Linked DNA regions of Homo sapiens: region 1 is linked to region 2. A link is a loop called in an ENCODE intact Hi-C map of the cell type or tissue named here. Cell type or tissue: heart right ventricle. All regions are shown on one strand.

The links. Peaks named below come from ENCODE experiments on the same cell type or tissue, not always from the same donor. Only the 100,000 strongest peaks of a DNase experiment are listed, where the experiment ranks them.
Region 1: a loop joins it to region 2, with 2.1 times the contacts of the local background. A loop is called at or near these places in 9 of 110 quality-filtered maps.

Annotation. Positions count from the first base shown.
Region 1 is chr5:113,041,515-113,046,514 of GRCh38, reverse strand. It overlaps MCC (MCC regulator of Wnt signaling pathway), which reads left to right. Exons shown (of 19, transcript NM_001085377.2): 17 at 2,885-2,985. Among named protein-coding and RNA genes, the nearest start is that of DCP2, 67 kb to the right of the region's middle. RefSeq lists an enhancer at 2,271-2,809. In heart right ventricle, a CTCF peak has its summit at 2,772 (motif pointing left); a DNase peak (open chromatin) is centred at 2,884; H3K27ac peaks cover 1,338 bases.
Region 2 is chr5:113,291,775-113,296,774 of GRCh38, reverse strand. All of the region lies in intron 3 of MCC (MCC regulator of Wnt signaling pathway), which reads left to right. It overlaps LOC124901045 (a long non-coding RNA gene), which reads right to left and starts at 1,915. Exons shown (of 3, transcript XR_007058904.1): 1 at 1,839-1,915. RefSeq lists a silencer at 2,079-2,138. In heart right ventricle, CTCF peaks have their summits at 1,355 and 1,913; DNase peaks (open chromatin) are centred at 1,784, 2,224 and 2,955; H3K4me3 peaks cover 3,856 bases; H3K27ac peaks cover 3,463 bases.

The DNA.
Region 1 (5,000 bases), 250 kb after region 2:
GTGGCTTCAAAGTAAGGAAATTTGGCTGGACGTGGTGGCTGATACCTATAATCCCAGTACTTTGGGAACCCGAGGCGGGTGGATCACTTGAGGTCAGGAGTTCAAGACCAGCATCACCAACATGGTGAAACCCCATCTCTACTAAAAATACAAAAATTAGCCGGGCATGGTGGTGGCGCCTGTAATCCCAGCTACTCGGGAGGCTGCGGCACAAGAACTGCTTGAACCTGGGAGGCGGAAGTTGCAGTGACCCAAGGTCGTGCAGCCGCACCACAGCCTGGGCGACAGAGTCAGACTCTGTCTCAAAAAAAAAAAGTAAGAAAATTTATCCTATGGAAAAGGCCAGATGATTTTTTTTTAACACTACAGTAAGAACCTTTATAAGAGTATGTTGTGTTTTTCAGGTAATGAAATAAGCTGATTATCTTGCCTTTCAAATACTAGATCCATTTACTGTTGGAATAAAATCTCCCATCTGGGCTATTCATCTGGTCTTAGCTGTTGCTGGATGAGGCGAGCATCTAGAGAAGGGGTCAGCACTTTTCTGTGAAGGGTCACACAGTGAATGTTGTAGAGCTTGTGGGTCATTTGGGTGCAGCTGCAGCCACTCAGCTTTGCTATTGTCCAATGCTAGCGCAAAAGCAGAGGCAACAGGGAGACCAGTGGCCATGGCTGTGTTCTAGTAGCACTTTATTTAATTTTTTTTTTTTTTTTTGAGATGGAGTTTCACTCTTGTTGCCCAGGCTGGAGTGCAGTGGTGCGATCTCAGCTCACAGCAGCCTCCACCTACCAGGTTCAAGTGATTCTCCTGCCTCAGCCTCCCAATTATCTGGGACTACAGGTGTGCGCCACCATGCCTGGTTAATTTTGTATTTTTAGTAGAGATGAGTTTTCACCATGTTGGTCAGGCTGGTCTCAAACTCCTGACATCAAGTGATCTACCTGCCTTGGCCTCCCAAAGTGCTGAGATTACAGGCGTGAGCCACTGTGCCTGGCCTCTAGTAATACTTTATGTATGGATGCTGACATTTAAATTTCATATAATTTCTACCTGTCACAGAATACTCTTCTTTTGACTTTTTAAAATGATTTTAAAAATAGGAAAACCATTCTTATCCTGTGGGTCATAAAAAGCAGCTGGCGGGCCACATTTGAGTCTTGAACCTTTTTTCTTGCTCCACTGGGTGGGTGCTTATGCTTCTTTAAAAAGCTTCCCTCCAACTAGCACAGCTGGATTCCAAATCTTATCCAAGTTGCGTTAGGTTTTGAAATTCTCGTCTGTGTGCACCAGATACTGCCAAGTATATTCAGTGAGAGGCACCGTGAATGAGACAGAGCAGTCCCTGTCTTTAAGGAGTCTCACGAAATGTTAACATCAAATGGGAATGGATATACAAAAAGTGAGGGTATTGTGGGAATCTCAACAGATTCCAAGGGTGGACAGGGGACTTGGATCTCTGAGCGCAGGTAGGTGGAGAGGAGGTGGAAGGCGGCCCAGGTGGAGGGCATGGCAGAGGGAAGAGCACTCAAGTGTTGGCAGTGCCACTGCCAAGGAACTGCCTCGGGAGACCACATGCCTGGACTTGCAGCACTGAATTCGTGCCTCTCTGTAGCTCATATCTTATAAAATTTTCTGTTTATGGCCAGGTGCGGTGGCTCACGCCTGTGATCCCAGCACTTTGGGAGGCCAAGGTGGGTGGATTACCTGAGGTCAGGAGTTTGAGACCAGCCTGACCAACATGGAGAAACCCCGTCTCTACTAAAAATACAAAATTAGCCAGACGTGGTGGCACATGCCTGTAATCCCAGCTACTCGGGAGGCTGAGGTGGGAGAATCGCTTGAACCCAGGAGGCAGAAGTTGTAGTGAGCCAAGATCACGCCATTGCACTCCAGCCTGGGCAACGAGAGCAAAACTCCATCTCAAAAAACAAACAAAAAAATATCTGTTTACATTCCATCTCCTGCAACAGATCACAAGCTTTTTATTCTCAGGTCTGCAGCTTGGTAGCACTCATGTCCGTTGAGAGATCATCCGATGAATGCCTTCCCCCAGCCATGGTACTATGTAGTGTGGCTGCTGTCCTCTCTGTGCATGGAATGTAGAGCACTCAGGCATGGTCACTGCTTTGAATAGTCTTAACTATAGGATTTGGAGCACTGGCTCTTAAGTTTCCTCATCTGCAGGGTGGGATGATTTGCTTTAGATGATGTCAAGGTCCCTGTCTAATGCTAAGCCATGGGGTGGGCTGCACTTCTGTTTTCCTCCTCCTCTGCTGGGTTTTCTTGATGATTACACTGAACCCAGCAAGGCTCCTAAATCTAAAGGAGTTTGCTTTTCTCCCAAGGAGACGTGGGATGGGGCACCAAGGATATTCACAGGTATTTCTCACTTGTCTTGTATGATTACAAGAGGCTTTACCTAGCGGTCAAGAGATTGATCTGTGGCCACACAGCTTGGGTTTGAATCCTGGTTCCCCCATTTCCTAGCTGGTGACTGGGCCGCATAACTTCTCTGTGCCTTCATTCCCTCCTTGGTAAAATGGAGATAATGATAGTTCCTGCCTCAGAGAGTATTTGTGGAGATTAAATGATTGAATGCATATGGCATGCTTAGACCAGTGCCTGGCATCAGCGGCTGCTCAGAGCATACTGGGTGTCATCCCCACCGCACTGGCCAGTCTGCAAAAGGAGCCAGCGGTCTGGGAGCAGAGGGGCCTCTTTGGCTTGCTGCCAGGCTTTCCCCTTTGGCATGACCTGAGGGCGCCACCCGGTGCCCACACTGCTGCCATCACTGCACGAGCCACCTACCGCGCTCTGCTGCAGGCTTCCAGGGTGCTGCCGGCTTGGATTCAGGCCTAACTGGAATGTGTTTGCTGTTGTCAGGAGTGTGCTGATGCTGCCTCCCCAGCTCTGTCCCTAGCCGAACTCAGGACAACGTGCAGCGAGAATGAGCTGGCTGCGGAGTTCACCAACGCCATTCGTCGGTAAGCACCCTTTCCCCACCCCAGCTGGTGTTTATCCTGGGCATGGAGACTTTGTTCTGAGTTCTCTTTGCTGCTCCCAAAAGGAGAAGGTGCTGATGTGTTCCACTTTACCCATGTCTTGGAAGCCAGAAATGGAGAAGGCCTGTTGGTGCCAGGCCTTTCAAAACAGTGAGAAGAGAGAGCACTTAAGAGACAGCACTTAGGCAGTCATTGATTCATCAGTGAATAGGAAAATTCCTCTTCCTTTCCTTTTCTGTTATGTTGTTGCATTGGCTAGAAACTTCCGGGACAGTGTTAACTAGTGAGGTGAAAACAGGCACTCTTACCTTGTTTCCAACTTCAGCAGGAATACTTTCCTTCAGCGTTGGTAGTGTGAAAAAGCTTTGTGTATTTATTTAGTTCTGGGAAATTTTCCTCTATTATTTCAGTGTTTCTTTCCCCTCACCGCCCCCCAGTTCTTTATCTCCTCCTGCAAGGAGAAACAGATGCTGATTCATCTAGCTCTGTCTTCCGTATCTCCACTTTTCATACCTTCTTTCCATCACTGCTTTTTCCCCGGGTGCTACAGCAGCATTGTCCAGCAGAAATGTAATGTGAACCACATATGTACTTGTAAATTTTCTAGTAGCCACATTAAAAAGAACAAAGACAGCTGAAATTCCCTTTAATAACATTTTATTTAACATAATATGTCTACATTATTTTAACATATAGTCAATATTTTCTCAAACTATTAATGAAATTTTTTTTTAACCAAGTTTTCAAAACCTGGTATGTATTTTACACCTCAGCATATCTCAAATTCAGACATTTCAAGTTCTCAAGAGCCACATATGGTTGTGGCTGCCCTATCAGATAGTTGCAGTTCTGGAGAGACAGATTTTTTGGCTAAATTTTCCAGCTCACTAATTTATTCTTTAGTTAGGTTCATTGTGATGTTTGACCTATATGTTGAGTTATTTTGGTGATTAAATCTGTCATCTCTTTTTTAGTGATATGCATCTCTTTGAGGATTTTTATAATGCTTAAATTTTTTTTTTTTTTTTTTTTTTTTTGAGAGAGGGTCTCATTCTGTTGCCCAGGCTGGAGTGCAGTGACACAATCACAGCTCACTGCAGCCTCAATCTCCTGGGCTCAAGTGATCCTCCCACCCCAGCCTCCCAAGTAGCTAGGACCACAGGTGCATGCCCCCACACCTGGCTAATTTTTTTTTTTTTTTTTTTTGAGACAGGGTCTCCCTACGTTGCCCAGGCTGGTCTCAAACTCCTGGGCTCAAGTGATCTTCCCATCTTGGCCTCCCAAAATGTTGGGATTACAGGCATGCAGTGCCCTGCCCGGCCCTTAAATTCCTTCATCTTTTTTGTCTGCTGTATTAATTCTGTTTCTTCACATGTAATTCTTTTCATAGTTGAGTTTTGTGACTCTTTCTTGGTGTTTGCTTTCTTTAAATATTCAGCGGTTCTTGTTTGTGTGTTCATTCTTGTATTTTAAATTCCTAGGTCACCTGTTCGAGAGGTTTTGTTTTTGTTTTTTGAGACAGAGTCTCGCTCTGTCGCCCAGGCTGGAGTGCAGTGGTGCGATCTCGGCTCACTGCAATCTCGGTCTCCCAGGTTCAAACAATTCTCCTGCCTCAGCCTCCCAAGTTAGCTGGCACTACAGGCACACGCCACCACACCTGGCTAATTTTTTGTATTTTTAGTAGAGATGGGATTTCACCATGTTGGCCAGGCTGGTCTTGAACTCCTGACCTCATGTGATCCAACCGCCTTGGCCTCACAGTGTGCTCTGATTACAGGCATGAGCCACTGCACCCGGCCATCCCATTTGAGAGTCCTGCTTCTACTTATTACAGTCTGCCACCCAGAAAATGTAGCCAGGTCCTTCAAAGTGCTGTCAGCTGGGTCATATCAGAAGCTGTCTCCTGGGCTTTCTGTGTCTCCTGGCTAATAACAGCCCTCTAGTCTGCGTATCTGACCCAAGCATTTGGTCCCCTCCTGTTCTGGTAGCCAACACCT
Region 2 (5,000 bases):
CTGGAATATCTAAAAGCACAGCTCTGATCTCCATTATTTCTATGCTAAAAAACCTTTAGTGGCTCTCCATTGCCTATTGAGAAGGCCCATTTTTTTAACATGGCACTTAAAACTGTTCACTGTCTGACACCAACCCCCCTTTCTCACCCAGCTTATGCTCCAGAATGGAATGCCTGTGATCCCCATGCCCGCTCTGCACATTCCAGTCTCCATCCATACTTTCTCTCACAGTGGCCTGGAACGCTTTCCCCTTACTTCCCATCTCTGCTGGGCTCAGCCATTCTTCACAGGTCAACTCACATGCTGCCTCTTCTAAGATTCCTTCACAGAATCTTCTCTCCAGACCCTGTCCAGCCAAAATCGTATTTCCCTCCTCTGAACTGCAGTCGCTCCTCATTTGTACTGTGTTTATGGCAAGTATCATTTTCTATCTAGAATTGTCATTTCTGTTCATGTTTTACAAGTCTATAAACACCTTCAGGGCAGGGGCAGTGCTTGAATCTTCTTCATAGTTATGTATATACCACCATTTCCAGCTTCAAACATGCAGTTTTCAACAGATTTCAATGAAAAGATAAATTAAATAATGTAGCTTCCCATCTCCTCCCCATGCAGAATGTGCTCTAGTTTGGCAGTGCCCAAGGACTTGGGACCCAGTGCTCTAGAAAGAGCAGCAAACTCTTCCTAATCCCAGCAGCACCTCCATCAGGCAATGAATGAACTCAACAAGAAGGGGGATGGGTAAAACGTTATATGCAAATAGTTGCACTCTGCCCCTTCTTAAAGAGCAAAATAAACATGATTTTTTAAAAAGACCATGGAAGTTGACAATACAATGGCTTTTTCACAGAAGGCTTCAGGATATGCCAAGTTCTGTTATTGGGGATGGAGACATTTTGTCCCCATTGTGTAGAAAGAGACTGATGAGGTCTCTTAAGCAATCTCGCAGACCTACTGTTTTGAAGCATCAGAACATTTTTCTGTGCATCTCAAATTCATTGGAACTTTAAGTTTGTGGAGAGAAAAATCCTAGTTCCCCTCTTCCCCCATCTCATCTCTCTCCCAATAGACACAGGATGTTTTACCTCGGGAACTCAAAGTTGAAGGGGAGCTCAGATCCCAGGGGTGTACTGGGTATAACAGCCCCTTGAATCTTTTCTGAATCATACTCCACACTCCATAAATACAACTCTACCTCCGCTCAATTAAGGAAGGTCTGGGGGTTGGGGAGCCTATCTGACATCTTTCAAGGGATGGGGGTTGAGGAGCCTATCTGACATCTTTCAAGGGATGGGGGTTGGGGAGCCTATCGACATCTTTCAAGGGATGGGGCCTCTATCTTCATTATGGACATGCAGAAAATGTACTCTGCCCCAGTGACAGACAGAGGGAGTTTGACATTGAATTTACACCCGTAGCGTTGACTTTAGACTGATTAGGGAAAATGACTGCCCTGCACCCTTGTAAAATCTTAATGTTCCGTGAGAAGTGCACCGTGCTGTCTGATGTACAGTGTTTAGGTTTGTCTTGACCTTATTAAATCATGGAAAGCGGCTCCTATGAGGGAAGTTTTTTTTCTTTTTCTTTTCTTTTTTTTTTTTTAATTTCCTGCACGATTATTCAGGTGGCTTTTCCTGTTTCTACTCCCCCTCCTGGACTCGGGTCCTTAATTACTATTGCAGAGAACTGGAAGGATGCCTGCTCTGCTCTCCCAGCACGGTCTCCTCTGCTCGGCCTCCAGGCTACTCGCCCCCACCCTTTTCTCCCTCTAGCCCCGCCTCCTCCGCGCACCCCGTGGCCAGCAGCTAGACAGCTGTGTTCAATCAGAAACCACTTACAACTCCAGACGATTCGAAGGGGAAACTTCGGCGTGAAGTGCAGCTCCGCTCCGGCTCCCTCTAGCTTTCTTTCCTTCTCTGGAATCCGAGGCGCGGATCTTCCTCGCCCCACCGCCCTAGTTTTTTCGGGAGCTCGCCGGTGCCCTCTAGGGTGTCGGCTCGTGCTGGGAAGTGCCCTCCATCCTGGTAATGGGGGGCGGCGAGGCACCGTAGGAGTGGCGAGGCGGCGCCCAGGGTGGCACTGCCCCGGAACGGGGCGCTGGGTGCGCGCGGGAGGGTCCCCGCGCGGGCTCCGCCGCTGCCGCAGCTGCGAGCGCGCCGCGCCACCGAGCCTCCTGCAGCAATGGCTCGTCCGTGAAACGCGAGCCACGGCTGCTCTTTTTAAGAGTGCCTGCATCCTCCGTTTGCGCTTCGCAACTGTCCTGGGTGAAAATGGCTGTCTAGACTAAAATGTGGCAGAAGGGACCAAGCAGTGGATATTGAGCCTGTGAAGTCCAACTCTTAAGCTCCGAGACCTGGGGGACTGAGAGCCCAGCTCTGAAAAGTGCATCATGAATTCCGGAGTTGCCATGAAATATGGAAACGACTCCTCGGCCGAGCTGAGTGAGGTAAGAAACAGCTGAGGTCGGGAGCTAGGGTTTCTCGGGCGTTTGCTTTTCCACAAATCCCCCTCCCCTCGACCTCCCCACAGCCCTACACCCTATCCCCCTGTGCTCCCAGTCTGGAGGCAGCGCAATTGAAGATTAGTAGATTTTCTGGATCTTGTTTTAACTTGTAGTGCTACTCAGGAAATGACCTGAACTGGCTTGATATTTCAGTCTGAAATGAGTGGCTTAAAAAAGAAACAACCTCTCACCAAGCCGCGAGGCGTTTTACTCACGACAGTCTGCATCCCTTGTTCCTTCCCACCCGCTTCCACTAATTTATATACACCCTTTTATTTCCCTGATCGGTAAAATACACGGACATTCCCGATGAGTTTAAGCCGACGGTAACTAATTTGGTGGGGGTGGTGGTGGTGAGGGGGACGCATTGGATTATTTCATCTCCCACTTGGCTCCCACGTGCGATGCGTTTGGCTACGTTCAGGCAAGGTGGTCTCTTCCCTAGGCTGAGATGAATGACCCGCGCTGGGGAGGGGTCTGGGGAGAAAGCACTTCAAAGCCGCTTTAGAACTTTATTTCCTGCCCGGATCTGGACTCCTGAGTCTTTGAGGCAAGCGCATTTGCAATTCCTGGGCTCCCACTGTAACCTATCCACTTGAGTGTTTGAGACCAGCTTTGAAATTAAAGCTACATCAAACACTATGCAAATGTGTGAGCGGTAAGATGCCCAAAGCCATCTTTTTTCATGATTTTAGGGATGCTTCGGGCACATCCCTCAAAGCTTTGAATACCTGAAAAGTGATGAGAAGCCCGTAGAACTGGGTGCTGAAAAGAAGAGGAAGTCTGTGTGCTTAGTGTCTACAGCTAGAGGCTTGGTGTCTGTGGGTTTCCCTCTTGGTTCCATCACTGAGCCATTTATGGGGGCAAAAGTAGCATAAGTAGTCCGTGTTTCTTGAGTATGGCTGAAGAGAGGAAAGAGGAAGAAAAGGAAAACAGTGTAAAAGCAGCCGGAAGGCAGATAATGGTGATGTCAGACTACCAATGGTGAAGGGAAAAATGCAGGGATGGAGCCCCTGCGGGGGTGTGTGTGTGTGAGGGAACACCTGGTGATGGGAAAGAGGGGGGATTAAATGGGGTTGGGGGAAACCTAGGAGGTCTGCCGTCGGGCTGGTGAATGCTATTGGGCCCTGCCTGGTGCTCTTAAGTGTCATGCTGCTGCTGTGCTGTTCCTGCTCCGGTTTGAAATAGCATTTTGAGGTGCTGGCTGAATGAAGTAGAGCATTTGCTAATCCTTAACGGCTGTTGCCCCTGTGATGTAGAAGACTCAAGAAATGCTGAGAGTGAGAACTTAAAAATGGGAGGTGAGGGAGGAGGCATGAGGATTTAAGTGACTTTTGCCAATTTTATAATTAACGGTCTCAAATCTGAACTAGAACCCAGGGCCCTGCTCCATCACTAACCCTGTTTCAGGAGAAGCCTTTGGTGATCTTCTAAGGTCATTGAAAACCCCAAAACTGAAGGCATTTCTTTTGCAGAGACTCTTTGCCAGGCCCTTCACGATGTTTCTATGCAGCAGAGTGCTGTCCAGTAACCTTTGTTTAAATGAATCGCAGACTTAGGAGAAGGGGGGGCTAGAACCCTGAGTGAAGGAAGAGATGTGAATTGACTTTAGTCCTATTGGCACGTCCTTGAGCACATTGGGTGAGCAGAGAATGTGACACTCAGGTGCCACATAAAATTACCCATTTTTTTTGCCTAGTTGTATCCACTCCCTAAGTAATCCCTATAAAGCTTGTAGGCAAATGAAAGAGTTGAGAGTGCTTTGTAGTCCCTGCATTGGCTGGAAAACTATTTGAGCAGTATATGACATAATATTGTTCCTAAGGAAATAAGTTCCTTCCTCAGCTATATCCTTTACCAGATGTTCTTTTCTTCTCATCGGTGTCTGCTCATTCATTTTTTGCTTGCTTTCGAGCCAGTTTTAGGTACCATGATTTAGTTGTACCTCTTTCCAATCAATGTTAGTTATCCTGCAGGTTGAATGGTAGTTATTTTTACTTTCTGCACTAATTTTTTAAATTTTTATTTATTTATTTTTTGGAGACAGAGTCTCACTCTGTCACCCATGCTGGAGTGCAGTGGTGCAATCTCGGCTCACTGCAACCTCTGCCTCCCGGGTTCAAGCGATTCTCTTACCTCAGTCTCCCGAGTAGCTGGAATTACAGGCATGTGCCACTACGCCCAGCTAATTTTTTTATATTTTTAGTAGAGAAGAGGTTTCGCTATGTTGGCCAGGCTGGTCTCAAACTCCTGGCCTAAAGAGATCCGCCTGCCTCGGCTTGTACATATTTTAAATTAGAATATGTGTAAAGATAATTTGTAAGGCAAGAGAGTGTGTGGTTCATACCTTGTGGACCCTAAATCTCAGTTCAATTTAACATGGGCAATAACTTTAGTATTTACCATTTTTCTAATATCCACAGAGCAGTATCCATAGATTCAAATACAATTCGTTTGTATTCCTCACATTAGATCTTTGGTGTTTCTATTCCCTGTC